Regions from separate parts of the Homo sapiens genome. Here regions 1 and 2 are each linked to region 3. Evidence: chromatin loops called from intact Hi-C (ENCODE). Cell type or tissue: MCF 10A. All regions are shown on one strand. Each heading gives the region's core, and the rest is flanking DNA. Links, peaks and the distances in the headings are about the cores only. Region 1 holds the start of LINC02112 (long intergenic non-protein coding RNA 2112). Region 2 overlaps SEMA5A (semaphorin 5A). Region 3 has its middle 100 kb from the start of ATPSCKMT.

The links. A loop is a pair of places that touch in the nucleus more often than their neighbours do. Peaks named below come from ENCODE experiments on the same cell type or tissue, not always from the same donor. Only the 100,000 strongest peaks of a DNase experiment are listed, where the experiment ranks them.
Region 1: it touches region 3 in a loop (14-fold over the local background); 10 of 110 quality-filtered maps call a loop at or near these places.
Region 2: a loop joins it to region 3, with 6 times the contacts of the local background. A loop is called at or near these places in 3 of 110 quality-filtered maps.

What each region holds. Positions count from the first base shown.
Region 1 is chr5:9,893,495-9,903,947 of GRCh38, forward strand. LINC02112 (long intergenic non-protein coding RNA 2112) reads right to left here and starts at 10,330. Exons shown (of 13, transcript NR_027112.2): 1 at 10,031-10,330; 2 at 9,158-9,259. It also overlaps a transcript of TAS2R1 not described here. RefSeq lists an enhancer at 1,704-2,205. In MCF 10A, for the core only: a CTCF peak has its summit at 5,049 (motif pointing right); a DNase peak (open chromatin) is centred at 5,027.
Region 2 is chr5:9,151,524-9,161,976 of GRCh38, forward strand. SEMA5A (semaphorin 5A) reads right to left here. Exons shown (of 23, transcript NM_003966.3): 12 at 2,965-3,172. Among named protein-coding and RNA genes, the nearest start is that of MIR4636, 100 kb to the left of the region's middle. RefSeq lists an enhancer at 4,807-4,876. In MCF 10A, for the core only: a CTCF peak has its summit at 4,910 (motif pointing right); a DNase peak (open chromatin) is centred at 4,938.
Region 3 is chr5:10,139,955-10,150,407 of GRCh38, forward strand. No RefSeq gene overlaps it. Among named protein-coding and RNA genes, the nearest start is that of ATPSCKMT, 100 kb to the right of the region's middle. RefSeq lists an enhancer at 36-669. In MCF 10A, for the core only: a CTCF peak has its summit at 6,110 (motif pointing left); a DNase peak (open chromatin) is centred at 6,147.

The DNA.
Region 1 (10,453 bases), core at 1,004-9,003, 250 kb before region 3:
CACTCATTCAACTGTGTTTTCTAATTGGGCTGGTCAAACGGTCCACTTCAAAATTTTTTTTAAGTTAGTAAATGCCTTTTTTACTGAAAAAGTAATACATACTTGTAATAAAAAAAATTCCAACAGCAAAAGTGTATTACAACAACGTAATCTCCTTCTACTTCAGTTCCCTATCCCCCCTCTCCCCTCAGAGAGAAGGACTTCTATGCAAATACCTGTTCACTTTTGTACATCTATCCTGAGGGGCTGGTCTACTTTGCAGAAACAACATAGATTCTTGTGATCTGTCTACTGAATAAGACTCTGTGGGAGGAAAAAGGAGGAAGGTCCCATGAATCTACCTTTAAAGACTGCTCAGGTGGTCAAAGATTGGATGGGTGTGAGAACTGCTGCCAAAACACAGTACCTAACATGGCCTTTAGGCTTTTAGGGAACTTGGAAATATGATAAAAAGTGAATATATGTTGACCCTACGAAAGTTCATCTGTTAAAGTCCTAACCCCCAGTACCTCAGAATGTAACTGTGTTTGGACATGAGGTCTTTAAAGAGGTAATTAAGTTAAAATGAGGTCTTTCCCATGGGCCCCAATCCAATCTGATTTGTGTCCTTTTAAGAGGAGGAAATTGGCCAGACGTGGTGGCTCACGCCTGTAATCCCTGTACTTTGGGAAGCCGAGGCGGGTGGATCACTTGAGGTCAGTAGTTTGAGACCAGCCTGGCCAACATGACGAAACCCCGTCTCTACTAAAAATACAAAAAATTAGCCAGCCGTGGTGGTGTGTGCCTGTAATCCCAGCTACTCGGGAGGCTGAGGCAGGAGAATCGCTTGAACCTGGGAAGTGGAGGTTGCAGTGAGCCAAGATCACGCCATTGTACTCCAGCCGTGAGACTCTGTCTCAAAAACAAAAACAAAAAAAAACAGAAGAGGAAATTTGGACACACAAACAGAGGCAGCAGGGAGACACACACACACACACAGAGGAAATACCGTGGGAGGACATGGCGAGAGGCCAGCCATCTGCAAACCCTGGAGGAAGGCCTCAGAAAAAACCAAACCTGCAGACACCTTGATCTTGGACTTCCAGCTTCCAGAACTACATGAAAATAAATTGCTGTTATTTAAGCCATCCAGTCTGTAGTAATTTGTTATGACAGCGCTAGCAAACTAATACAGTAAGTTAGTTCTATCCTGGTCACCTAGAGATGCTAAGGAAGGCTATAAACAGATTTATAGACATTGGAGACTCCTAAAATGAGGTCATCAGCCCCAAGGCCATGGGGCCCCTTTGCAGGTGAAACCACTTCACAGCAGGTTTCTTTGTGTGGTTCAGTTGGTAAATTTTTGGCCAAGATACAAAGCAAAGGTTGCCTTATACCAACTTCTACCCAGCATAGTGAGAATGAGGTTTTCAGGCTTTCTGGATGAGGTTTAGCATTTCTCTAAAATTTAAAACATGAATGCCAGAAAGTGGTACACATACACATCTAACATAACTGGAGAAGACCATGTGGTGGTAGGGAGGCTTCCTGATGAACAAGTATAGCTGCAACTGACAAAGAACTGTCTGAGTAGCCCAGTGCAGCAAGTTCAGCTCACTCTCTACCTTATACCAAAGGCCTCGGCTTTCTCATGCCTAAGCACATGTCACTGCGTGTGTGTGAAGGGGGGTGATGGGGGAGAAGGAAGGGATTAAGGCAGTATGGCTTCTGCAGAAGAGCTGGGACTGCAAAACCAGTGCCTTCTGATGGAAAGCCAACACATGAGGAGGAGACACCTGGTTTCTTCCTGCTTTGAAAGTGGACCTGGCTTTGATCAATAAGCTATTACAAATATGATGCACAGTTGTGAGAGAAAATAACTTCTGTTTCAGAGGAAATGGCACAGATGAAGGGACCGCCATTGCCTTTGAAAGTCAATACCACCCCCTGTAGTGATGTAGCAGCCACAGCCATATGCAATCACTGTGGCTGAGCCGGGCAGCAGGCAGTCTGCTGATTACTGGAATAGCGCTGCCTCAAAAAGCCTGCAGAGGCGAGGCTTCCTTTTGAATCAGTGCAATGGTCAACAGAGAGGTCTTTCTTTTTTCTTTTCTTATCCTTTTCTGCCTAAACTCTAGAAGCGGACAATAACCATCAGAGATCTGTTCTGTTACAAATCCAATATATGCAGTCTGCCCTTCTGGGCACTCTATCAACAGATCTGCCCCAGCCCACCAATCTTAAATCACACTGTCTACAATGCTCTCAAAAATATTTTATCACAGACAGTGCAATATTCTGTGTGTGCCTTTCCACTGAAATTATAATTCTAGAGGCATCAGTTGCCCTAATAAGAAACAGAGAGTCCAGCTGTAATCTGATGGAGTTACAGTCAAGAAGCCATTGCTTTGTAAAGCTGATATGAACGCATCTGAATTTCAACCTCCAACCTGTACTGTGATTATTAGCACATCCAGGGTTAGGGATGGGTCTTTACTGGTGAAAATAGTGGCCTCTAAAATTTCTATGATGAATGTTATAACTAGCTTCTTAGTGTGAAATTAAAGCTATCCAAGATATGGGTATTGGTGAAAATATTTTAGAGTTACCCCAACCCTTATACAAGGTATATGGATCCTGAGAGACCTGTTAGCTTCCCCGCCTCCCCAGGCAACTTGGGTCTAGCCACCAAGGTGAGAGGTTTCTGCCTATCAGAGGGTGACCACAAAACACAGAGAACTGGGACTTCACGAATCTTACAGAACTGGTTGGATTATCTCTCGTGTCTTTTGCTAATAGTATTTGTTTAGTAAATGTCCATATGGGTAGCAGAATTTGGTTTGGGACTGGCTTTCTTTAAACTGGCATTTGAGGTTACAGGAGAATGGCTAAACCTCAGCCACCTTTCATTTTTTGGAGGCTACATTTTATACCAAAAAGAACCTAATTGGTTTAGGTCAGTTTAGAAAACGTATCCATCATTATTCTCCAGACGGGCTGAAGCTCTGCGAGCCTTGTCTCTGTTACTTGTCCTCCCTTCTCTAACCGCCGACCCAAACCGCCGACCCAAATTCTAGACCTCCCTCAGGGTTCAGCCACTTGAAGATCATTTCCACTTGAAGAACACTTTCTATGGAAAGTATTCCTCACCTAATGGCTTTACTTTGTGCCCCAAAAACAAGGGCTAAAGAAATCACGCTAGACTTTATCCACTTTGCCATGCCTGTTTGGCAATGTTGTTTAGGTCTTAACACTTCATGCCTATATTCTAAGTCCTTGCAAGGCAAGGACCTCATTTGCCACACTAGTTAATTATTTTGTATCTCCCCAAGCAATAAATCCAATCCCATGAACACAGCAGGACTTGCTAAATGCACCCACTGCTTCTGCATCTACTGTGTGCATGACAACTTTGGGGCTAAGAAGGGAGACAACAATTTGGCTCCGATCCCCAAGAAGTCATCCAGGAGAAGAGAATGAATGTCGATGGTTCAGAGAGGCAAGTCTCTTAGCCTCTGCACTCAAGCATTTTACCATGAAAACATCTGTGTTATGTAATTTCTAGGGCACCAGGAAAAATGGCTACTTACCCAGAAGACTAAGGATGATCTTAACTTTTCCTCCAGCTAATTATTTAAAGGGATGTAACATGAGGTTTTCTTAAAACAAAACAAAACAAAATAACAGCTAGATATGGCTGGGCACGGTGGCTCATGCCTATAATCCCAGCACTTTGGGAGGCCAAGGTGGGTAGATCACAAGGTCAGGAGTTCCAGACCAGCCTGGCCAATATGGTGAAACCCCGTCTCTACTAAAAATACAAAAATTAGCTGGGCGTGGTGGCGCATGCCTGTAATCCCAGCTACTCGGGAGTCTGAGGCAGGAGAATCACTTGAACCCAGGAGGCAGAGGTTGCAGTGAGCCGAGATCACGCCGCTGCACTCCAGTCTGGGTGACAGAGCAAGACTCCATCTCAAAAAACAAAAAAACAAAAAACAAACAAAAACACCTAGATTTGCAACTGGTGTGTTCAAGTTAACAATCCACTACTGTGTGTGTAAGTTTAGGCTAACCGCACGTCTATACCCAGAACTTAGGCACTGGCTGTTTTTGACTTCAATAACTTTCCTGAAATGACAAAGTAGGCATGTATTATATCTTTGCCTAAAGACAACTTTTATGAGATCATACATTCCCATTCTTGGGAGGGTTCTTTCTTTTTTCTTTTTGCTGAATTAACATTTGAAAGAAGAAGTCATTTGGTTTTATTAAGCATGATTCTTCTACTTTGGTAGACTAAGCAGTTCAAAATGTACTAGGAAGATGATGAAAGCAACCAAACAATTTATCTGAAGAGAAAGATAAAATTACTAAGAGCCTGCAGATTAAAGAACACATTTTCTGTTTTAGATTGATATATAAACACAACACTTAAAGAGGAAACATGAGCCAAGGACGCATCTTCAATACAGTCCCTCAAATTTTAACTTTAATTAATCCTCCGAATTTCATAACAATGTATTTTCTAATGACACGGGGACTCACTTCGGAATTCTAAGTAAGACTGTTACTGTTCCCAACGCATCCTTGTGTTCCTAATGACTAAGCTTTAAACTATTAATACATATCTTAGGTTAATTAAGTGGGCTAATTTTCCTTGCCTAATAATTGTTCACGATAATCTAACACTGTTTAAGCTCCAAAATAACCATCTTTGAAAAATATACATCCTTAAGTGTGTCTCCTCCTATTATCAGTGGGGAAAATGTGACAGTAAATTACTGAGTAGGAAGTACAGAATTCCCAAATACAAAGGGGCCCAGATTTTAAAGTACTTCCAATTTTATGGCACAATAATCTAATCTTATCCTCACAAAGCCTCCTCATCTCCTGGCTCCAAGATCAGAGGAAATTCTTTAAGAGAGAGGGACGAGGTAGAAGCCGTGTGTACGTGGTTTTGAGACCTTCCCTAAGCTAGGCCTATTCCTGCTGGCCTCTAGTTATGAGAAAGAACACTGAGGCCTCTCGCACATGGCTTTGCCACCACCAGATGGCACATCACCATGAAAGCAGGTTACAGACAGAATTCTGCCACAGAAATCAATGTTTCTTGGCAAGCAGTCATGAAACAATCTGTTCCTAGAAACTCTGCAAGGTCCCAGGTCTTGGCCACTTAGAAACTCCTCAAGTCCCTTGCATGATCAGGACACAGAATTCCCAATTAAGAGGCAGGAAGCAAAACAACAGAGAGCCCTAGATGAAGGGCAATACTCTAAAGGAGAACATGTAGCAGCTGGGCCCTCCAGATTCCTGCACCCCTGTCCACAGACAGGCAGAGGGGCCTGGACAGGGATTAACCAACCCACAATATTCCAACGATCATGCGCACCACCCATTTCTTTCAATAAAACTTATCTGCAATAATCCTCATGCTAATTAACAATTATCTAGTGCAGACATTTACAGATGGAGGTCGTTGAAGACGGGAAGTGGACATGGAACTGCGAATTCTTGTTGGCTATCTTTAAAATGCTAACCGTGCCTACCATTGGAATGTGTATTTCTCTTTTGGACACTATAAATGCCAACTAACCACCCTTAGGACATAGAGTGAAACTAGCCCACACATATAAATATTTTACACCATCTATACTAAAATATTTTAGAGGAAAATTATAGACAGACAACAGTATGAGCTTAAGGATGGAGTCGGCACTCAGGATGTATGACCACCAGAGGAGTTCAGAGGGACAGGAGTGACTACTGTCTTCATTTCTCCATTCCACTCTCTCTTATACAGCCCAAGTTTTCTGAAATAGTATACCAAGGGGAACTTCTTTCCCTCTCAATTTGAACACAAGACAGCAAAATAGCTAAAGGTGGCCGAGTGTGGTAGCTCATACCTATAATCCCAGCACTTTGGGAAGCTGAGGTGGGCAGATCACCTGAGGTCAGGAGTTCAAGACCAGCCTAACCAATATGGTGAAACCCCATCTCTACTAAAAATACAAAAATTAGCTGGGTGTGGTGGCAGGTGCCTGTAATCCCAGCTACTCGGGAGGCTGAGGCAGAAGAATTGCTTGAACCCGGGAGGTGGAGGTTGCAGTAAGCCCAGATCGCGCCACTGCACTCCAGCCTGGGCAACAGAGCAAGACTCTGTCTAAAAAAAAAAAAAAAATAGCTAAAGGTGAAAATTTCAAATAAGCAGCCTCTCACAAGAAGACAAAAACTAGACTCTATGTAAATAGATATGAAAACAGTGCCCTCTTTAAAGTGCTTTTTTTCTCCCTGCTTAATGGTCTAGAAAAGACACATAATTGCCTTATAATCTTACAGAACCTCTATTTGAGCAACAAAGTTGAGATGTCCCAATGGAGTCCAGTTGGTGATTACATCATTAGAAGGTGGTTCCCAGCCTGTGGTCCGGTCCCCAAATGAATCAATCGATTTGGTTGTTCCCAGTTTTTTTCTATTACAAATAAAGCTGAATCATACAATATTTGGAGTGAAGATAAGTCTCCATTTCTCTAAGATAAATGCCCAAAAGTGCATTCGCTTGGTCATATGGTAAGGAAATGTTTAGTTTCATAAGGGCAGTCATGCAAGACAGAAGTAGGCAGAATTCAGAGAGGCAGAATTGTATACTGGGTACAGATATGTTCTCTCTCTGAAACTAAATGTCTTAGTTTTATACACAAGCTTCACAACTTACCACCCATCAGATCCTCATTGATCAAATGGAGATTATAATGATAATGAGGCCATTTCAACAGCATCATGGTGATGATTTGATTAGTTAATTCATGACATGTTCTTAGAACCACCTCTGACAAACACTATCCTTTCCACAGATGTTAGCTACTAAAATTTGCATGATTTCAGCCACCAGTAAGATTTAATATTTTACCCTATATTCATTAACTTACTGAATTTCTTCTCTTATGGATTAAATGTTCATGCTTGAAAATACAAGAAAAGATTTCATTTTGTTTCAGTATCAAATGCAGCACTGCATTCAAGAAAGCTTAAACACAGAAACATCCCGCCAGTGGGGCAGAGTACAGTCGATTTACACAAGCCAGAGTTATATGTTTCATTATGTATAGGATATCACTCTATAGTCTAAGATACACTTGCTCAAATGGTTTTTTTTTTTTTTTTTTTTTAGACGGAGTCTGGCTCTGTCGCCCAGGCTGGAGTGCAGTGGCGTGATCTCGGCTCACTGCAAGCTCCGCGTCCCGGGTTCATGCCATTCTCCTGCCTCAGCCTCCCGAGCAGCTGGGACTACAGGCACCTGCCACCATGCCCGGCTAATTTTTTTTTGTATTTTTAGTAGAGACGGGGTTTCACCGTGTTAGGCAGGATGGTCTCGATCTCCTGACCTCGTGATCCGCCCGCCTCGGCCTCCTGCTCAAACGGATTTAATTTGCGTGGGGAAGAATAATGCTGGTTGCATTCAGCCGCAACAGAGCAGTTGATCAGGAACAGACCCTGTCTGAGAAGCGTGTCTCTGTTTGCACTAGTCGTCCTCGGAGGACACAATACCTTGGCTCAGATTCGCAGCTGCTTTGCTTTGTACCCTTCACTCACTCAGTAAATAGGTACTAGTGCCTCCCATTAGGGCCCTGGGTTGGACCCTGAGAAGACCACAGAGAAGGGTAGGCATCTCTCCAGGAGCTTTGATCCTGAACTTGACTTAAACACCAGAACAAATGGCTGTGAAAGGTGGCAAACAGCTCAATACAAATGAATGTCACAGTCTAGAGATGATGTAGCAGCAGAAAAAAGGAATTGCTAGAGATTGTAGGGGACAAAGTAAAGATGAAATAAGACTTCTTACAGAAAGCGACTCTGGTGAGACTAAGCTACCAGAGAACCTGTTTGGGCTGAGAGAAAACCATCAGCCTAGAAAAGAGGGCATGGCCAAAAGTTTAGGTATGCACAGGGGCGTTCATTCTTCTGGAAAACAATGTGGCCAGAGGGGACAGTAGAAGCCAGGAAACAATAAGAAAAAAATATTGAAAGAATTGTAGTCTGAATGTAGAAGCTCTAGAATACTGACTGAGTTTACACTTTGCTCTGGGTATAATAGGGGCCTTTGAAAGCTTTGTAAAAGGAAGTGTACATCATAAGCAGGGTATTTTAGGGGATAAATCTTCCTGCAGTAAGAAGAATGAATTGGAAGGGGAAAAGACAGAAAGTAAGGCACTCTGTGGGAAAATAATTTCAACTGCGCAAGCATGAAGCGATGTGGATCCAGGCCGGAGACAGGCAAGAAGACTGGAAGTCAGATTGTTCTATTTATTTTCCGGAGAAAAAGAAAGCACACCTATGCTAGAAAAATAGCTTCGGCAAATGCCCCATATAATAAATTGTCCTTCACTTACTCCACCCATGTGTTTTTGCTTTAACTAACCATGAATAGCTGCTTCAGCACCAGCCTGTTTATCATCCTCCCACGTCCAGCCTAGCAGGACTGAACTGAAAGGATCTCAGAGTAGTGGACTCGCTGGACTGCAAGATGCTACTCCTGTTAATCTTCCATTACTCTTTGATGTTACGTCTGTCCCTCAGATATCACGGGCAAAGCATGCCAAGATATTACAGTTGACACCTGGGGTAAGCCAGTCTTTTATCCCCTATTATAGCTGTATAGCTCTTAAACATAGTGTGTCATTGAATACCATGCTCTACTATTTAGCCTTACTAAAGACCTGTGAGGTTATAAAATCTTTATTACAAATTTCTTATTCATAAGTTTATAATTTAACAGTATGCTATTGAGGCATACATGAACTGAGTGGGTCAACTACCACACTGTGGACATGTTCTAGAATGTTACTGTGCTTTTGGTTCTTCCCAGAGGGCTGCTGTCTCCCCAGATCCTGGAAGCAGAATCCCTGTAGAGCACATAACACCCCCAAATTTAACCCAGCCATGGCTGTCATTTGGCTGGCCAGCAACCCATGAGATAATTTCTTCTAAAATTTGGCTTTCAATTTCTGGTCCAGCATATAAGGAGCTTGGAAGTCACCACTCCACCTTAACAACAAGTCAAAAGCTAAACAAATGGAAACATCAAAAATTCTTCTTAGATCCATCATAGAGGTGAGGTCACAGGGCAAACTTCTGCCCCACAAACTGGAGAGACAGGCAGATACTAAAAATCACAACTTACTGGAGCAGAAATCCATGAGCAGAAGCCTCTTTGGAAAGTCACGCTGGGGTAGGAAAATCTGAACCGTAATTGACAGTTGCTATAAACTCAGCGTGGACAGGTCTGAAAGTTAAAAACTACAGATCAATACAGTGATCAGTCCCCACCTCCCCATACCCCTCACCACCTTTGAAAATTTTAATCTCATGGAGCTTAACCAGGTTCTCACGGTGGCTATCGGAGAAAAAATCACTCGTGTCTTCAGCAGGTAGAAGGGAAAAGTAACCATTTTGAAATATATCAGATAATTCTTTTTTAAAAAAAAATGTGTGAGTATGTAGTAAGTGTATATATTTCTGGTGTACATGAGATGTTTTGATACAGGCATGCAATGTGAAATAAGCACATCATGAATAATGGGTCATCCGTCCCCTCAAGCATTTATCCTTTGAGTTACAAACAATCCAAGTACACTCAGGTTATTTTAAAATGTACAGTTGAGTTACTATTGACTATAGCCACCTTGTTCTGCTATCAAACAGTAGGTATTATTCATCCATTTTTTTGTACACATTAACCATCCCCACCTCTATAAGTAAGTGAAAAAACCTACAAGTAAGTGAGAACATGTGATGTTTGTCTTTCTGTGCCTAGCTTATTTCATTTAACATAATAATCTCCAGTTTCATCCATGTTGTCCTTTATTTTTTCCAATAGGTTTTTGGGGAACAGGTGGTGCTTGGTTACATGGATAAGTTTTCCGTGGTGATTTCTGAGATTCTGGTGCAGCCATCACCTAAGCAGTGTACACTGTACCCAATGTGTAGTCTTTTATCCCAACCCTCACCCACCCTTTCCCCCAAGTCCCCAAAGTCCATTGTATCATTTTTATACCTTTGTGTTCTCATAGCTTAGCTCCTACTGATGAGTGAGAACAGATGATGTTTGGTTTTCCATTTCCGAGTTACTTCACTTAGAATACTGGTCTAGCCACCCAACAGACCTACCAGGCTCTGGGCTGGTACTGGAGAATGTCTGCAAGGAGTCCTGTGATGTGATCCATCTTCAGGTCTCTCAGCTGTGGATACCAGCACCTGCTCTGGTGGAGGGGAGTTAAGTGGACTCTGCAAGGGTCATTGGTTATATTTTTGTTAAGTGTGCTGGTTTTGTGTTGTTTGGCCTCCAGCCAGACTCTCCTTGGGTGAGGCTTGCTGCAGCTGCCATGACAGATGGGAGTATGGTTCCTAGGCCAACAGAGTTGTGTTCCCAAGGGGATTATGGCTGCCTCTGTTGTGTCACACAAGTTGCCAGGGAAGT
Region 2 (10,453 bases), core at 1,559-9,558, 990 kb before region 3:
TTTTCCTTATAATTTATAAAAAATGTTTGTGCAGTTATTTTTTTTTAAAGATTCTTTTCTCCATGGAATGTTAACTAGGGAGGGTTTCCTATCTTTCTACAGGAGTAGGATAATAGAGAAACACATTGGAAATATTCAGAGAAATGCTTGGGTTGAAATCTTTAGTTTTCTTTTCTCGAATGAAATACTAAAGGACCAGGCAAAAACTAACCCCCTCTGAGGAAGGGCACACAGAAGACTATAGTCTATCAGTTGAAAATGAAGTTACGATTTCTTACTGCTTCTCTCAGAGTAAACAGCAGGATGATTAAGCTCCAGCTATAAATGTCAAGCTCCTTCCCTCTCAGGAGCCCAGTGAAGACACACCAGTGTCATCATTCTCCTTGAAAGGAAAGAGGGAACAGTGAACTCCTCCCCAGGCCTCTGTGCCTGGAGCACCAGCTCCTGTGGATCCACAAGTGGGCTGGCAGTTCAGGTGCATGAGAGATGCCAGGGACACTGTGCCTCTCATCACTGATCTGATGCAGAACTTAGTTCCTAAGTTGCGTGTACAAGAGGCTGAGCGATTATGACCCAGACTCAAGGAAGGAGAGCAACCTGTAAAAGATGAATTGCCTCATGCTCTGTAAGCCATGCACTCCCATTCTGGCACCAGAATCACCCTGCAGACAGCACAGGCCTGCGGCTTCCTGTGGGTTATCCCGTGTCACCCTCCAAAAAGGTCATCCTTCACTGAGCTGGAGTTGAAAGACTGGTGTCCTTCTAGATATATTCCAGCTATGACATCCTGTTGGCCAGACCCCAATCCTGTTACCCACTGAACCAACAGCAACTGGAGGAAGAATAATTCCTTCCCTAGGCTAGTTCTGCAGGGAACACAAACCAGAACACATTTCAAGCAGCCAGTGGTTAAATTTAGGAAGTAAGCATATATAAGAATGGCAGTTAATAAATACCACTAGCTGTTATTAATGTTCACAATATCATTATGATTAGCTGGGAGGTTCCTGGCATTATTCCTCAACTCTCTCTCTCATTTCAAAGGAGACATTAAAGACTTCATTTTCTAGAATCATCTTGACAGGCTTATTGCTGTGATTACACATCAAAACCTTCCTTCCACCTAAGAATACTCACTTTGCAGAGTGCTTAAATTTTATACTCTATATATTATCCTATTTGAGTCTACAGCAATTCACATGTGTTGAGTGACAAAGTGAATTCTGAAATACTTTTGCGACCTGGGTCAAGAAACAGCAACAACAGGGCTGGGCGCAGTGGCACACGCCTGTAATCCCAGCACTTTGGGAGACAGAGGCAGGTGGATCACTCAAGGTCAGGAATTCGGGACCAGCCTGGCCAACATGGTGAAACCCTGTCTCTACTAAAAATACAAAAATTAGCTGGGCATGCTGGCACATGTAATTTCAGCTACTCAGGAGGCTGAGGAAAGAGAATCGCTTGAACCCAGGAGGTGGAGATTGCAGTGAGCCGAGATCACACCACTGCACTCCAGCCTGGGTTACAGAGCAAGACTCCATTTCAGAAAAAAAAAAAAAAGGCAACAACAGGTCTGTTCCATGAACCCTAGCTTCTGAGTTCCAAAGCCAGTGTAACTTGGCACCTTGTTTAGAGAGAGAGTGGCCTGTGTAGGGTAGATGTCTGTGAGTGATATATCAAAAAGGACTATTTCTACTCCAAATCTGCAATTACACCCTGCTTTAGGAGTGGAATTAAACAAGATGCCTAAGAACATTTAAGATTCTGATTTCCCCAAGGGCGATCTTTTGTCAGGGATCAGAGTGTATATACAATCTCCCGGAGTAAAGTGCTGGTCAGGTGTGTGATGTATACAGTACTTTTTCATTTCCTAAGTACCTGGGCCAACATGTTTCCAAATTAAACTTTAAACACAACTGTGGTTGATCGTGGATGTCCCACGGAAGATAAGACTGGCCTGAGGGTGAAGGAAGATGCAATGACTCTTGGGTTTCCCTGTGGCTGGAGACCTCCCTCCCTACCCTCTCTGCAGGCTCAGGAGAGAAGCAGCACTCCAGGGGAGCTGGTGCCAAGGACAGTGGCGGGGGAGGGGGGGGTGTCCCGGAAAGTGGGTGCCACTGCAGCAACATCAACCACTCCTTCTTCTCAAGGGGTTATCAGCATATGAGCTGTGGTCGAGAAGGACGTATACCTTATAATATTTTTTGTTATTTCTATATTCAAATAAAATACAAGCTTGAGGCCAGGTGCAGTAGCTCAAGCCTGTAATCCCAGGACTTTGGGAGGCAGAGGTGGACAGATCACTTGAGGTCAGGAGTTCAAGACCAGCCTGGCCAACATGGTGAAACCCTGTCTCTACTAAAAATACCAAAATTAGCCAGGCATGATGGCACACATCTGTATTCCCAGCTACTTGGGAGGCTGAGGCACGAGAATCACTTGAACCTGGCAGCCAGAGGTTGCAGTGAGCTGAGGTCTCACCATTGTACTCTAGCCTGGGTGACAGAGTGAGACTGTGTCTCAAAAAAAAAAAAAAAAAATATATATATATATATATATATATATATATATGTGTGTGTGTGTATGTGTGTGTATGTATGTATGTGTGTGTGTGTATATATATATACATATATATAAGCTTGTGCCAGATTAACATATTAATACAGTCATCAAATATCAGTATTACCACTGAGTGTTCTAAGGCACTGAATAATTTATTTTAACCCTGACAACTTCTTACAGGTATTATAACGTGGCTCCTCCTCTGAGGAGAACTGGTGGGTTATTCTCATCACAGTGAATCTATTTTAATGAAAGCTCTGCATCCTAGAGCACAGGACTCTCAGAGGCATGAAGGGTGGCTCTGAGGCCATTCAACTTCAGGGCATCTGAAGCCTCCCTGGCTCTCTCTGGGTGGGCCCTTCACACACACACCAGTGCATCCTGACCCCGGAGATGCCCTACCTGCGTGTGCGGTAGAACTGGCACCTCTTCAGGGGGATCTTGACCACGTGCTCCCGCAGGCCCACGAACAGGACACTCTGGCTGTGCAGGATCTGCAGGCTCCTGATGGGCTCCCTCCGCCTCTCAGGGAAGAGCTCAATCTCTTCCAGCAAACAGCTGCTTGAGGTCTGATTCAGGGGTACCCGCACTTTCTTAATGGTTCCGTAATCTATGAAGGTCACAGGATGAAAAGGAAACAAGGTCAGAGGGTCTCACAAACCAATCCCTGGTTAAACAGAGTGTGCTGTGTATGCAGCCATGGATCTTCAGCCAGGAAAGCCATCTGAGCATCCTTCAAAAACAGTACACCTGGACACCACTGCAGACCAGTTAGGTCAGCTGCACTGGATGTGGGGCCCAGGCAGCAGTATCTTTTAAAATGATGCTCTCATGTAGCAAGGGATGAGGACTAATCATGTCCGATTGGACCCTTCCAGTTCCAAGTCTCGGGATGGAGAGCTCAAAGTAGCAAGCTTTGTGCCATCCCATGGAAAACATCAGGAAAGAAAGACCCTCAAGGGACGATCTTGGATTCTTAGTGACAGAGATGCTGATTTTGGTGCCCAGCAGGGCAAGGAAAATGCAATGTGATTGGCAGCTTCAAATATCCAGTACGACTGTGATGCCCCCTCCTCCTTCCTGCCACGAGAAGTACACCCTCCTCCATCTCCCTCTCTCCTCTGTCTACATTAGCTCCTTCTTTCCTCCTAGTGCTTGCTCTTTGGGATGATTTTCTTGGGCTCAACTCCTCCAAACTTTCTTTCTTGTGCTTCTGAGTATTAATTTCTGGCCTGATCCAAGCCCTCCCCGCTCCAGGCTTCTTGCTCCCTGGGTGTTTCTGTGCACTTATTTATCTGCTTGACTGCTAGCACTGCTGGAGGGTGAGCGGCCCCTGAGCCATGCAGCCTTCCCAGCTTAGGGGGACACACAGTTGAAACGAACATTGCTCTCCCAGGTACCCTGTGCTGCACCCCGCAACTCCTTGCTGACACCCTGCAAATCCCAGGCATGAAATCCAGCCTTCTGGAAGCCGCTTAGAGATCCACTCAAGTACCTGGAATCATCCTGAAGGCCCTGACTGAATAAAACCTTCCATGATCCCGAGTTTCAAAACATCATGGTTCTTATTTTGCAAACACAGAAAATGAGTTTAAGGAGTTATTCTAAAACCAGAAGTAGTCAAGAATATTTGACTTCAAGGCCTCCTATCAAGCAATTCATTGCAAAAGACCTTGGATAAAATACTTTACATTTTTCTCTCTCTATGAAAGCCATAGAGATGGAGGCTATTTGTGTTTAAAAAAATACATAAGCAGACATGTTTTAGCCTGAATTTACTTTAAAAAGCATATCTGAAACATCTCCAGTGAGCATTTTCTGATTATACACTGACTGAAAAATCATGTAGACAGTATTGGCAAACAATTGCTTGCTTTCATTTTAAGCTAACTGGTTAAATATGCTACTTTTTAAAAAGGTCAATCATACACTGAAGTATGCTATATGCGGGGAAGATTTTAAAATGATCTTGAGGAAAGAGCATGTATTTGTGTTCATGTAAAAGGGTGAGGACAAAAGAGAGAACGAGAGAGGGAAGAGAAAGGGGCAGCTGTGGCGTAGAGAGGCAGACATTTTAGCAAATTCACAGTTCACAGATGTAAGCATGTAAGAAAAAATTTATGTCTTAATTCTATAATTCAAATTAATTTTGACTTGGACATCACAGTTCATAAGCTTGTTGGAAAATTCAGCCTCAATGATTCTTAGGTCTCTCTGCCTGGGGTACAGCGAAGAGTCAATAAACTTACACAGCACCAAGGAACTAACAGGGACAAGATGGGGGCTTCAGGGAAGGTGACATCAGCTCACATGTGTCAGCCACAGGCCCTGCAAGGAGGTCCCCATGAGGCACCAGCAGAGGGAGGTGTCAGCCTTCCTGTGGAGCAGTGATGGGCATAGAGCCTGTGGCTGCCTTTGCGACATCATTACACAAGAGGACATCATCTGAGACACATGTTAGGAGGGAGGCAGGGGAAGCAAGGCTCATGGGAGAACTTATGTGAGAGACCCCTGGGTGAAACAGGAGCTTTCATAGAAGTTCAGGGGTGGGTGGCCTGCCTAGAGTCAGGATCCAGCTGGAGGATCACTGTGCTGTGACCAGCGTCACACTAGTTGTTCACCAGCCTAGAGTGGCATGGGAAACAGAGTTTACAGAACTATAGCCTATCTGAGAATTTAACAAAGACTCATTGCTGTTTATTATTTATTTTGTTGAAGGATTATGATTCTGAGAAACCTGCCCAAATTAACAACAGTCCAAATGTCAATATGCTCATATGTATTTCAAATTCTTAAGTAATTGTGGAAAGAATCAAATTTTTAAAGATCTGTGATAGTTTGACTTAAAAGAGTGAGCCATCTTTGATCATAAACTTTTACTGCATATTTCTGCATACCTTGTATCTGATTTTCCAACTAGTGGGAACTAACAAAACTACAGGGCTTAGCATTTCAGAGCAAAGTGCTCAGCGTGGGCTTGCATGCTGGTCCACAATGGATGACCGTGCATCCTTCACTCCCTGGAGTGTCTAGTCATGTGACGAGTCCCCTCCACAGTTCCCCCTTCCCTCTGCATCAGGTTTAGCACACAAAGACCCTTCCTGTCTCCTTGAAGCTCTTCCTTCCCCTGCCTGTGCCCTGCCCTTGTTCTGAACTCCTGCATGCTCACATGTTTGGTCACAGCCTTCTCATCCCCTGTCCTCATGATTACCCTAGGGTCTGTCTTCAAAGCCGGGATCTGTCTTCAAAGCTGAATGTTGGCTCTGTATCTGCAACTCAACCGTTAGGGACTGGAGACACCAGAAACTTGACAGGCCTCCCTGACTCTCCATGTGGCCTACCAGCATGTCCCACCTCCTGTGACCTTGTCTAAGGGACAGCAGCACCATAATCCCAGGGCCGATGATGGGACCTCTCCTTCCCTGTCACCCACAGCTCACCTAGTTCTCGTCCACCCGCCCCTGTCATCCCTGCCACTCCTGCAGCTTCCTCTACACCTCTGTCACCCACATCTCACTGCATCTAGAGGCAGGCTCCAGGCATGCACATGGTGGCCCCATGCTCCTTCATGCCTCCATCCTTGCCTGTGCCTCTCTGTGCTCTGGCAACGGCCACCAGGAAGCACTTGCAGCCCAAGAGCCTGTGATTGTGGCATACCCTGGACATGCAGCTCCTTTGCCTGAGGTGACAAATGACAATGTTATTTTCTTTCAGTGGCAGAAAGACAGAGATGGCCCTATAGAAGAGACACCCCGAAAAACCCCATAGATTTCTATTTGACATAGGAGGACAATAGCAGGACCCTGGTGGATCTTGCAAAGCTATTTGTATTTGGTTGCTGTTTTTACTTTACAACATTTACCATGGTTTTAGTTACTAACTTACTTGTTTTGTGGTTTTTACACTTGATCTTAGGCTCCATAGGGAAAAGAACTATGTCAGTTGTGTCATATGATGTATGTGTAGTGGCTGCTATTAGGGCCAGTAGAGATTAGATGTTTCATGAATATATTCTGCTGAAAGACTGAACAAATGAGTGAGGGAAAGAAGTGTAGCCAGCCTGGAATGAGAATGTCATTATTACTCCCACATTTGCTAAAGAGCGCTGATTAATATTTTTCCCATTATAATCTCTAGCAGGAGTTATGATATTAGTCAGTGTGAAGGTGAAACAACAAACATGAATTTCACCAATATGGAAAGATTTCAACCCAAGATGTCATAAACTAAATATGAATGAAGAATTGGTTTCATCCAAGAAAATATTAACTCCGAAAATTTGCCACAAGAAATAAAGCCATACAAAACTTCTATACTTCTGAAATTTAATACTCTAACCAAAGTTATTTGCATGAAAAAAAGTGCCAGAAATATGTAAAATCTTCTTAATCATTCTTTAACATTCAGAGATCAACAAGTAAAAAAAAAAAAAAAATAGGCATTTCCTGTCCATTTCAGTTCCCCTTCCCAAGGAGAGACGACAATGTGAGGTGGAGCTGCAGAATCAGTGCTGACCAGAGGATGCTCAGAATGGACACTGCTTCAGTGCAAACTCTCATAGTATTTGCCATTTGTGAAAATGTCCCCTACTCATTATGCTATGGACACAAATCTGAGTGTCATCTATTTATAGTTTCTCTCTCAAATAGAAAACTATAGATACTCATCATGAAAGGGACAGAGCTACTTCAAGACTTTAAATATCCATTAGTGTTGATATGGTTATTATTCAAAAGACACAAATACTTGTAATTACATGAAAACATCATTAAATATTATACTTCACTACATATTTGTCTCATCTTAGCAGAAGAGAAGGGATGTTATATTCTAGGGTTACCAGATTAAATACAGGCTGCCAATTTGAATTTCAGATAAACATGAATAATATTTTAGTATTAGTATGCACTATTCAATATTATTCATGATTTATCTGAAATTCAAATTTAAGTGTGCAGCCTGTATTTATATTTGCTATATATGGCAGCCCTATTACATCACATCTCCTTTGATCATCTTGGCAAGCTAGTGAAGATATGTTGGATATATGTAGCAACATATTCCTACTTTATAGGTGACGATATTGAGTTTTAGAGAACAGAACTGATACATATTTTCTATGAACTGGTTAGACATGAAATGCCTTTTCACTTCAATGTTGATGAATGAAATAAAGGATTATAACAATGGACTCCACAGTGAACATTAATTATAAGGCTATTACTGAGGATACAGACTGAAACAGGGGAAGAGGTAGTTGTGCTTTGATTGCATTGTCCTTTTTTTCTATCCGCTCTTCTAGAAGTCATAGAACTTAGCCAACTGGAGGGCAATGAAAAGAAAGTCAGTATTCTAATGAATGCTGAAAAAAGCTCAATATCATTGATCATCAGAGAAGTGCAAATCGAAACCAAAATGAGATACCATCTCATGCCAGTCAGAATGATTATTAAAAAGTCCAGAAACAACAGATGCTGGTGAAGCTGTGAAGAAATAGGAATGCTTTTACACTGCTGGTGAAAATGTAAACAGTTCAACCATTGTGGAAGACAGTATGATGATTCTTCAAGGATCTAGAACCAGAAATACCATTTGACCCAGCAATCCCATTAATGGGTATATACTCAAAGGAAAATAAATCATTCTACTATAAAGCCACACGCACACATATGTTTATTGCAGCACTATTTATAATAGCAAAGACATGGAACCAACCCAAATGCCCATTAATGATAGACTGGATAAAGAAAATGTGGTACATATACACCATGGAATACTACGCAGCCATAAAAAGCAATAAGATCACGTCCTTTTCAGGGACATAGATGAAGCTGGAAGACATCATCCTCAGCAAGCTAACACAGGAACAGAAAACCAAACACCGCATGTTCTCACTCTTAAGTGGGAGTTGAACATTGAGAACACATGGACACAGAGAGGGGGACAACACACACCAGGGCCTGTTGGGGGAAGGGGAGTAAGGGGAAAGAACTTAGAAGACAGGTCAATAGGTGCAACAAACCACCATGGCACACATATACCTATGTAACAAATCTGCACATTCTGCATATGTATCCTGTTTTGCTATTGTTGTTGTTAAGAAGAAATAAAGAAAGAAAAGTCAGCATTCTCCTCCATTGGAAGACTTTGTCTGTCATCCATCTCAAGGACAAGCAGAGGCACATCTGTGTCAGAAGGCAATATGTTCTTCTGGCCTCAATGACCCCCTCCCTCTGTACATACAAGGTGGACTCGAGCATCCTTGGGCAAACAGTGAAGGACCTTCCTGCTCCCTTAAACCAACTGTTTAAAGAGAGTAACATGCAAAGAAAAGTTCACATAACTATAGATGAGTAGAAGTTATGTGTATAATTAAATGTTGGTGTTTCTGAGAATAAGATAAAAGGATGATTTCCTAAAGAAACAAGGACCACATAACATGCTGTCACCAGACCAACTCTCGAACAAGCAAAGGGCTTCAGTGGCATGCCTGCCAATGAGAAGAAGAGAACCCTCCTCGGCACAGATCACTACATTGTAGGTCTAAACAATTCTTAATATATATATATTTTTTGCTGGTGACCAATGCAGTCAAAGAAGACCAGGAGTAAACCTGATGTCAGGTATAAAATGCAGAGGTAAAACTGGATTACCATAATGACAGAGATGGTCCCTTCAACCTCTACAATCTGAGTCATTAGGAAAATGACCAAAAGAAAAAGCAAAGGTCATAAATGAAAATAGTTTACAAAGGTAAAGTTTGCACACTGTCACACAAAACAGTAGTAGATTCCATTGGAAACATGACTACTGGAGAAGAAATGTTTACACAATGCTTATCAAAAGACAGGAGTGTAACTTGAAAAGGACAAAAAGAAATTACCCCCAAAGAATTCCAGCCACAAGAAATGACCCATGAAACACTGAATCTTATATTCCCAGTCCCCATCCCACAGGAAAACGTGTTCATGTCCTGGAACAAATAAGTTACTAAGTACACTGTGGGAAGAATAACTGGAAAGAGAAATGTGTTTTTTAGTGGGGAATTTTTTTTTTTTAATGGGAGTTTGAATGAAATACTGTTCTTAGAGCAGAATGTGGCAGTAAGTAAAGCTACCAGGATAAATTCCTAATGCATTTCATGGGAACGCAGTGACCTGAACGCGGGAACTGGGGAAGCAGCAATAGCAATTAGGATCCCCACAAAAACCCTCAAGCACTGAGGTTTAGGAGGTAGGAACCGAAAGGGTTTATCTAGACTAGCACTGTCCAATGGTGACACATCAGACTCCACAAAAGTAATTTAAATTTTTCTAGATGCCACATTTAAAATGGAAAAAAGGAAACAGGTGAATAAATTTTAATTATATATTTTACTTAACCCAAGGTTTCCAAAAAAATTATGTGATATATCATATGTAATCAATATAAAATATTTGGATCTTTTATATGAAGTGAAATCCAAGTGTATTTTATACTTATAGTCCATTTCAGTTCATACTAACCACATTTCAGCTGGCCAGAGACACATTTCAGCAGGCTGTGGCTAATGTACGGGACTGCCTGAGGATGTACAGGGGTGTCCTGGTGCTGCTCTGGAGAGCCAGGTACTCCTGGCTACACGCAAACAAGAGACAAGTCCAAACCCACAACATCATGAGCTTCAGTTTTCTGCATTTCACATATTGAACCTTGCCCTATTTTTCAAATATAGAGGTCCTTCTCTATAAGTGTTTAAAAATCCCTGCACCAGGTCAATTGCCTCCTCTTTCAAGTAAGATGATGGAGGTTCACCAAGGTGAAGTGACAGCTCACAGCTACACGGCCAGTAAATGTGGCCATGAGAATGGAACCTGGTCTCTAAATCCTTACCTGGACACCTGCTATCACT
Region 3 (10,453 bases), core at 1,185-9,184:
ATGAAAGTTGGTTGGCTAAGCTGGTTCCTCTAGACAGCTGCTATGGATGGAATGCTTGTGTCCCCTCAAAACTCACGTGTTGAACTCCTTGCCCCCAAGGTGATGGTATTTGGGGGTAGGCTGTGGGGAGGTGATTAGGTCATGCAGGTGGACTCCTCATGATTGAGATTAGTGCCCTTATAGAAGGGATCCCGGAAAGCTCTCTCAGTCTCCTTCCACCATGTGAGGACACAGTCAGAAGGCAGCGATCTGCAGCCAGGAAGAGGGCCCCAGCCCTGCTGGCACCCTGATCTCGAACTTCCAGCCTGCAGAGCTGTGAGATAGGTGTTTATTGTTTAGGCCACTCAGTCAGAGACAGAAGCTCAAGCAGACAAAGGCAGTGACCATGCCACACAGCCTCCCCTGACCCCTGGCCCTACGGGAAGGTCACTCTATGCATGCCTGCACTCTCTGTCCAGTGAGCCCTGAGTCCCTGTCTTCTCTCTGAGGGGCACTTCCAGCCCCAAGCCCATGCAGGACAAAGATGATGGGTATGTGGTGCCCCCAGGGCCTGGCAGCCTCCCCTGTGCACAGCAGCAGGTCTGCCCTGTGTGCCCTGGCCCTGGGGCCCAGTGTTCAGGGCATCTCAGAGGTCCTGCCTTCCGCAGGACTCCTTGCCCTACACACCACCAGAGGGCACATGACCTGAAAGGAAAAGATCCATGTGTCCAGTTGTTCCTCAGTAAACATGTATTGAGCACCTGCTGTGAGCCAGGCACAGGCCCAGCCCCCAGGATGATCAGGCATGCAGTGTCCCTGAGCTGGGGAGCCACTGTCTGTGAAGGAGACTAGAACAAACAGCTGAAGCACAGGGCAGCACGGATTCCACAGAGCCTCCCACAGCCTCCTCCCATGTGTGCAGGGAAGGCCTGGAAGGGGGCCAACAGCAGCCAGGCAAGGAGACCCAAGCCTCCCAAATACACCACCAGGCCCCACCCTTCAGGTTCAAGGAGCCCTGGGCTGGTCAACAGCCAAACATCTGCCCTGCTTTGCATGGTGGATTCAGGTCAACAACACACCCCGTTGGTGTGCACGACCAGCCTCAGCCAGGCTTCTTGTACAGCGCCTCGATGTCCAGTCCAAACCAGGCCACCTCAAGCCCCCAGGCCAGAAGCATTGCAGAGAACATCCTTCTCACCTCCTGGGCTGTCCAAGGGGCTGGGTCCTGCCAGGCTCCCTGGTTTTTCATGGCTCCCTGTGGGTAAGCAACACCTTCTTGCAAGGACAGAGAGGGTCCTGTACACGCCAAAGCTTCTCAAACTCCCTGTGGGCAAAGACCAGGTTTTGCTTTCTAATCTACCACAGACTGTCACTTGTATAAAATTTAAAATAATTTTTAGAATAGTGAAAGGCAAAAAGACATACAAAACATACGCCTCAACAGAGTAAAGAGACAACTTATTGAATGGGAGAAAATATTTGCAAACTATTTATCCAACAAGAGGCTGATTTCCAGAATACACAAGCAATTCAAACAATTCAATGGCAAAACAAAACCCAATAATCCCATTAACAGGTGGGCAAAGGATCTGAATAAATGTTTCTCAGAAGAAAGATAAAAACGGCAACCGGTATATGAAAAGATGCCAAATATCGCTAATCATCAGGAAAATACAAATCAAAACCACAATGAGATATCATCTTACCCCAGTTAGAATGGCTGTTATCAAAAAGACAAAATATTTAAAATGCTGATAAAGATGCAGAGAAAAGGGACTCTGAAACACGGTTGGTGGGAGTGTAAATTAGTACCATCGTGGAAAACAGTGTGGAGGTTTCTCAAGAAACTAAAATATCCAATGACGGACGCAGTGAAGCTCCCTGACCTGCCACAGTGCAATATATTAATGTAGCAAAACTGCACTTGTACCCCATGAAAATATACACTTTTTAAAACGAAAATATTTTTAAGAACTGAAAATAGAACTACTATACCATTCAGTAATTCCACTACTGGGGATTTATCCAAAGGAAAGGCAATCAGTATATCTAAAGGATAGGATACCTGACCCCAATGTTTATTGCAGCACTATTCACAATAGTCAAGATGTGCAATCAACCTGCATGTCCACCAGCAAATGAATGGATAAAGAAAATGTGATGTATACACAATGAAATACTATTCAGCCATTAAAAAGAATAAAATCCTGTCATTTGTAGCAACATGGATGGAACTGGGGATCATTATGTTAAGTGAAATAAGTCAGGCACAGAAAGACAAATATCACATGTTCTCATTTATATGTGTGATGTGGTTTAGCTGTGTGTCCCCAACCAAATATCATCTTGAATTGCAATACCCCAGGTGTTAAGGGAGGAACCTGATGGGAAGTGATTGAATTAGGGGACAGTTTTCCCCATGCCATTCTTGTGATACTGAGTGAATTCTCATGAGCTCTGATGGTTTTACAAATGGTAGTTTCTCCTGCACTCTCACACACGTTTCTCTCTCCTGCCACCATGTGAAGAAGGTCCTTGCTTCCCCTTCACCTTCCACCATGATTGTAAGTTTCCTGAGGCCCCCCAAGCCATGTGGAACTGTGAGTCAATGAAACCTCTTTCTTTTATAAATTACCCAGTCTCAGGAAGTTCTTCATAGTAGTGTGCGAATGGACTAATACAATGTGGAAGCTAAAAAAAGTGGATCTTAGGGAGGCAGAGAGTAGAATGATATTTACCAGAGGGTGGGGAAACACGGGGAGGAAGATAGGTTGGTTAATGGATACAAACATACTGTGATGGTTAATACTGAGTGTCAACTTGATTGGATTGAAGGATACAAAGTATTGATCCTGGGTGTGTCTCTGAGGGTGTTGCCAAAAGAGATTAACATTTGAGTCAGTGGTCTGAGGAAGGGAGATCCACCCTTAGTCTGCTGGGCACCATCTAATCGCAGCCATCGAATATAAAGCAGGCAGAAAAACGGGAAAAGGAGAGACTAGCTTAGCCTCCCAGCCTACATTTTTCTCCTGTGCTGGATGCTTCCTGTCCTCAAACATCGAACTCCAAGTTCTTCAGTTTTGAGACTCGGACTGGCTCTCCTATCTCCTTAAGCTTGCAGACAGCCTATTGTGGGAACTTGTGATGGTGTAAGTTAATACTTAATAAACTCATATATATATATATATCATATATATGATATATATATGAGTTTATACATATATCATATATATGATATATATATGAGTTTATATATATATCATATATATGATATATATGAGTTTATATATATATCATATATATGATATATATATGAGTCTATATATATATATATCCTGTTAGATCTGTCGCTCTAGAGAACCGTAATACATATACAGTTCTCGTGTTCAATAGCACAGTTGATTGACTACAGTTAACAATAATCTATTGTATATTTCAAAATAGCTAGAAGATTTGAAATGTTCCCAACACAAAGAAATGATACATGTTCAAGGTGATGAATATCCTAAATACCCCAATTTGATCATTACACATTGTGTGCATATATCAAAATATCACATGTACACCATAATTATGTACAAATATCATAAAATGTACATATGCAGGTAAATATTTTGCCCTTAGCTTCAACGGATATAAAATTACTCTATCAAGTTGCTACAAAAGTTTCTAAACACTCTCCATTTCAGCACTTATCTCACCACAGAAAGTAACAAAGAGTTCTTGGACTGGCATAGCCCGTGAACTACCTGGAATTGTGCTGCCCCGGACTGAGGGTCAGCAAACTCCTGCCCAAGGGCAGGCCAAATCCATCATCTTGTCATTTAAGTATTGTCTGAGGCTGCCTTTGGGCTTTCGTGCTACAAAAGCAGACTTGAAACAACCACTTACTAAATGGCCTTTTATTGAAAAATGTTTGCCAACTCCTGCCCTAGTCTACTTCAAAAACACTGCCCACCCATCTCAGTACCTCCAGTCTTCCCAAAGCCACAGCTGCTTACCTCCTCCAGTAACCATGAGAGAATTTCTTCAATAACGACAAGAAGATAGTATTTACCAAGTAGATCAGCTTCCTAGGGCTGCTGTAACAAATTACAGCAAAGGGTGGCTTAAAAACAGAAATTTCGTTTCCCACAGTTCTCAAGGCCAGAAGTCCAAAATCAAGGTGTAGAGATGGCTGTACTTCCTCCAAAAGCTCTAAGGGAAACACCTTCCTTCCCTCTTCCAGTTTCTGGTAGCTCCTGGTATTTCTTGGCTTCTCCCTGCATCACCCCAATCTCTGCCTCCATCTCCACATGGCCCTCTTGTCTATGTCTGTGTCTTCTCTTCTAAGTCCGCCTGCCATTGGACTTAGGGCCTATCTGGATAATCCAGGATGATCTCATCTCAAGATCTTTAAATTGATTACATCTATGAAGACCCTTTCTCCAAATTAGGTCACATTCGCAGGTTCCAAAAGTTGCAACATTGATACTATGGTTTGAATGTTTGCCCCCTCCAAAACTCGTGTTGAAACTTAATCCCCAATGTAATATTGTTAAAATGAGAGGCCTTTAAGAAGTAACACCAACATGGTACATGTACACATATGTAACAAACCTGCACGTTGTGCACATGTACCTTAAAACTTAAAGTATAATAATAATAAAATTTAAAAAAAAGAAGTAATTGGATCATGAGGGCTCTGCTCCAAGTCATTAACGGGTTAATGAATTAATGGGTTATCACTGGAGTGAACCTGTTAAAAAGCCAGTTTGGCTCTCAGTGAGCCTCTCTTGCCCTGTGATGCCTTCACCATGTTATGACACAGCCCAAGGCCCTCTCCAGAAGCCAACCAGATGCAGCCACCTGATTTGGACTTCCCAGCCTCCGTAACTATAAGAAATAAATTTATTTTCTTTATAAACTACCCAGTCTCCATTATTCAGTTACAGCAACAGAAAATGGACTAAGACGGTGGACATATCTTCTGGGTGGGGGCACGGTTCAAGCCACGACACTGAGTGTTTACTCTGTACCAGACGGTGTTCTCATTCTCTAATCTCAACCTCACAGCACCTTTATGTGGAAAACACTGTCCTCATTTTACAAATGAGTAAATCAAGTCCCCAAGAAGAATCCACATATAATTTTCCAAGGATTACACAATGAGACAGAGGTAGGATTCAGGCCCATACCCATAACCACTGCAACCTGCAGCCCTGAGGGTCTTGGGAGCATTCACTGGGTGCTCTGCGTGTGTCAAGCAGCAGTCTCAGCACTCTGCACATATCATGGCCCCTTAATTCTCATAATAAATATGGGAGATTGCCGTTATTATTATTATTATTACTTTATAGAGGAGAAAATAGAGATTTAGTCTTAAAGACTAAGATCACCCAGCTAATCAGTGGCAACATTAGGGCTTGAACCTAGGTCTATTGGAAAACAAAGCCAGACTCATTTCTACGACACTAAGCAAAACTTTGTATAACAGCAGGGCAATTCCCAAACTCAAACTCCATCAGCCTCAGAGAGTAAGCCCATGAAGTTATCATGAGCCACTGAGATTGTCACCTCCTATCCTTGCTGAGTGAGTCCTGACGGGCCTCAGGGCCCCAGGCTCCCTTGGTCCTGTGGCTCAGACTTCACCAGGCCTTCAGGTCTTGCGAATCCAGCCAGAAGATGGGGAAGAGGGGAGGAGAGTGACACACTCACTTCTTAACTTGCCTTGGAGGTGACAATGCACTCTTTTTCACATTCCATTGGCCAGAACTAGACACATGCAAGGGAGGCTGGGGCACTCTACATCATGGAAGGAGGCCCCCAAATTTTAAGCAGACAACTAGTCACCTCCCTATATTAAAAAGCTATTTTATAAAACCTTCGAAATTCTCAGGGTTTTGGCACATAGCAGTAATTCAGTAATTTTTTGAATGAATGATTGAAGCTAACTGGGGAAAAATAAAGCTGGCTCCACAAGCTGGACAGCAGAGCTACCGGAGCAGTAAGTCCGCAGTGGTCAGGTGTAGTGCAAAGTACTACTGGCCTCTATGACCCTTTCCTACAAATGACTAAAAGGCACCTCTTCTTTAAGACTTCCGTCTATCATAAAATCATCACACTCTACTGATTTTTGTTAGAACAAGGCAATTTACTGCCATCTGCTGGAAATGTAACATACACAAATCCGCAATGTCTGTAATGTGAGTGGTAACTGCCGGCAATGGGCACCATTGTGCAATGCACAACCTGCACAACTGTACAGAGCAGCTCTGAGTGCTGATGGTAAGACCAGAGGAGCAACAGAGGAAAGTGAGGTCCTCACTGTGTGGATAAGAGTCCTCTGCATGTGGGGAGACCGCAGGATGGACCCAATGGTGCTGATACTGGCTCCTTGTATTTTGCTTGCTGGTGGAGGAAAGATCTGGGGGCCAAGGCAGGGGCACAGGCCTCCTCCGTCATCAGGAGGGACAAACACCTCTTCTGTACAGGCCTGGGTCTCAAAGGCCAATTCAATAGAGTTCATAAGGAAGGCAGAAACTTTATGGTTCTCAGTCTTGCTGACAAGCCAAGAATGTAAATTGCCTGAGAGCAGGGGCCACTTCCACAACATAGGGTCAGTCAGATGCCCCAAGAAGCTCCCAGACTCACACCCCTGGAGTGGGCCTTGTCCTGAGCCAGGAGGGCAGCCTGGCCAGTGGATCACTCCCACCGGGTGGGACACATTGGTTTCAAGGGATTGTGCCATACTGGGCTCCCGGAATGGTGCTGATGTGCTGACTTGGGAGGATTGCTCACGGCAGACACGGGACAAGCTCAGGGCTCTGAGCCCCTGCAGAGCCCCTTTTGACTCTGGGACAAGAGTCGAGTGTGTGGGTCTGTGCATGGCACTCACCCGTCTGTTCTAATTACAGGGCCACCTCGGGGCCACAGTGCTTGTGGAGCTCGGGTGGTGGAAAGCATCCTTAACCCTGGCAAGCAAGGAGGTTACCCCAACTCCTTTGCAGGCTCTGTGTTGCACCCCGCTTCCAAGACTTTCCAGACCAGCAGCCATGGGGCTTTGGGATTGATCTCCTCTCCCATTTCCAATTGATGCGGTGATATCACACTCATCACACCTAGAACAATTTTTTTCTTACATTGTTTTACCCCTTTTAAATAAGCTTTATTTTTTGTATCAGCTTTACGTTTACAACAAAATTGAGCAGATACTAGAGAGAGTTCCCATATTCCCCTACCCCACACAGGTACAGCCTCTCCCACTATCAACCTCCCTGATTTTAAGTTGTTTATTTTGGGGGTTTTGTTTTTTTGAGACAGGATCTCGCTCTGTTGCCTAGGCTAGAGGGCAGTGGCATGATCACAGCTCACTGCAGCCTCAACTTCCTGGGCTCAAGAGATCCCGTCACCTCGGCCTCTTGAGTAGCTGGGACCACAGGACCCGATAGCAACACTATACCTGGCTAACTTTTTTTTAAGAGATGGGGTCTCCCTATTTTGCTGTTCTTGAACTCCTGGGCTCAAGTGATCCTCCTGCCTCAGCCTCCCAAAGTTCTGGGATTGCAGGTGTGAGCCACCATGCCCAGCTAAGTTTTTAATTTTTTTGTTATATTTTTATAAAAGAAAAATAACATCAAGACACTTCATAAATGGGTGCAGAAAATTATAACAACTAAACACTTATATTTAGTCCCATATACACATGTACAATGGCTGGAACAGACAGAATGCTATTTTTACAAACCATCAGGTTCTTGGACAATCCAGGATTTCTCAAGGTTCCCAGATCTCTGAGAATACCTGGTGGATTATCTCTGGGATAACACACAGAAGCTGTCTGCAAACCTTCAGATGGACTTTTTTTTTTTTAACTTTTATCATAAGTTCAGGGGGTATTAGTGCAGATTTGTTATGTAGGTAAACTTGTGTCATATGGGTTTGTTGTACAGATTATTTCATCACCCAGGTATTAAGCCTTCTACCCATTAGTTACTTTTTCTGATCCTCTCTCTCCTCTCGCCCTCCACCCTCCAAAAGCCCCCAGATGAACATTTTTATAGAAGTAACGGGAAATACAGTGGGAATCCTTGAGTTGTATTTTCTAGGGTCAGTCTTAAGCTCCACAGGATGAGGGGAGGATATTTCTTGCACCCACAGCCCACTCCCACCACACCCTGGGCCCCTCATGATTAACATTCAGCAAGATCACATCCTAGGAATGCAGCAATCAGTGTCTAAAAGAAAACGTGGCTGGGAGATGTGCTGCTCTACCTTTATGCTATAAAATCTGTACATTTAACATGGTCAGAAATGAATTCTCACTCACATTTTACTGCTTTCTCTGGGGAAGACTTGCATTTGTGGTCATCATTGACAGAACGCAGTCATCATCTCGAAGAGTGTCTGGAAGCCAGGGTCCCCGACCAGCACAAGGGATGGGACAGTGTCATGAGTAACGGTGTCACCAGCCTTAAGTAAATGGACTGGGGACATTCAGAGGCAAGATGAGCTATGCCATTTCAATGCAAACAGCTTGCAAAGAGCCAAAGAGGTTATGAGTGACAACCTTAACGTAACAACCAGGTGACATGTGGAATTGTTTTGGAATGTTGTCTTTGGCAATAAATACTAGGAAGCTATGGTTTCTAGATCTGAACAGAAAGAGATGGCACCTGGGGAGGAGAACAACTTTCACATGCCTCAATTGGAAAACATGTAAATACATAAGTACCTCTATGCTACTTATTATTCTAAATCCTTATTGATAAATCACTATGCCCCACATGGGCCCATACGTCTTGTCACACATTTATTAATCAAATAATTACTACAGACAGAGACCTCATATAAGAATATTTTCCTGGGATCCCACACAACCTAGGGAAAGCCCAGGTGAGTACCCCAATAAATACTGCTTGAAGGAGATTAGGAAAAGAAATGAATGGGCTCAAATAGGAAAGTTGGAAGAATTCAAGTATATACATCAGGAGGAAAGGGGGGGAGGGAAATGAGTTAATAAAACAAATAAGAATTGATCATATGTTTCACATTTAAAAATAGTTATAATTGACCCGGCGTCTCATATTTTGGATAGAAGAGAAGAAATTCAGCTCCACACCTTGTCAGAAAAATATAGCATTGAGATTCAGAAAATACACACACAGCCGGGGCATTTCCCTTTCCAATAACGTGTTACTAGTTAGAGTCGACATAACCAATAGAAACATTAATATAGGTTTAAACAAGTGTATCTCCTAGGCAGATCCTTAAATTCCTTTAATTTTACATTAGGATATAAAATCGCTCATTCTAATGGGTTAGTAAATGCATATAGTCCTTCAGAAGCCTCATTGATGAAAACACAGCACAGGCAGAGGGAAATAGACTGTTATTTCTGCTCTGGCTGTATTTCCATTTCCTAATAACAGTAATGAACTTGAAGCATCGTATTTGCACACAAATAGGTCTAGATTCCAGTTTGGCTGCAGCTATACAGTTAAGCGTGTCACTGATGTGCACTTCCCAGCCTCAAAACACAATTTAAAGATCACTTTATGGAGAGTCGAATTACAGCAATGTGCTTAAGCATTAGGGCTGTGGTATTTCTAAAAACTGTTGGCAACAGGGCCAAGTTCTATGGCTCATAAAAGTCGATCACAAAGTTCTGAGCTACTGCAGCTCATTGATTGTGGTTATCCTTTAAGTTTCTTAATGTTCCCACCCATGGTATACTGGCACCCATTCCATTTCTCAAGCTTTGACACTGTTCTTTCCTTCCTTCCCCTTCTCCTTGCTCACACGTTTACAAACGACTGCTCTGGGCCATGCCCAGGTAGAGTCGTGCACAGGTCCTACCCTCCAGCAGCTCAGAATGTGCTTAGGCCGACGCGAAAACAAGTAAGTACAATGTGAATATTGATGCGTACCAGTCACCATGAAAACACAGAACGGGGAACACCTGCTGCCGCCCACCTGAACTGAGCCTTCGTGAACATGAGTTCAACAAGCAAACCATGGGATGGGGGGCAAGAAATGGCATTTCCAGCAGATATAAACGAACACAGGTACATTTTAAAACAAAGCAAATGCACCAATGCACAATGTCCTCAGGAAACAGGGGCGTGATAAGCGGGTGGTGTGGCCAGATGGTAAAACAGGGGCGGGGCTGGAAAGTTAAGGCCGGACGCTGAGTGTCCTTTACTACTAAGCTTAAGAGTTCATACTACAGGCACCTGGGGGCCACCAAGAGGTTTTACTGGTCTGGCTGGTTGTTATTGCTGCTGTTGTTGTTGCTTCGAGTAAGCGGAAGAGATGATAGCAGTGTGGAGGACGACTGTGACGGGGTAGAAAGGTGGGTAGTGGAGGCCGGGAGAGCAGCCGAAAGTCTCTCCCTGCACTTAGGCACAAAACCCCGGTTCTGAATGAAGCAACTGCAGGAGAAGAGGTAAGCAGCTGGCTTCAAGTGGTCTGTAAGCAGGGGCTATACCCCGGG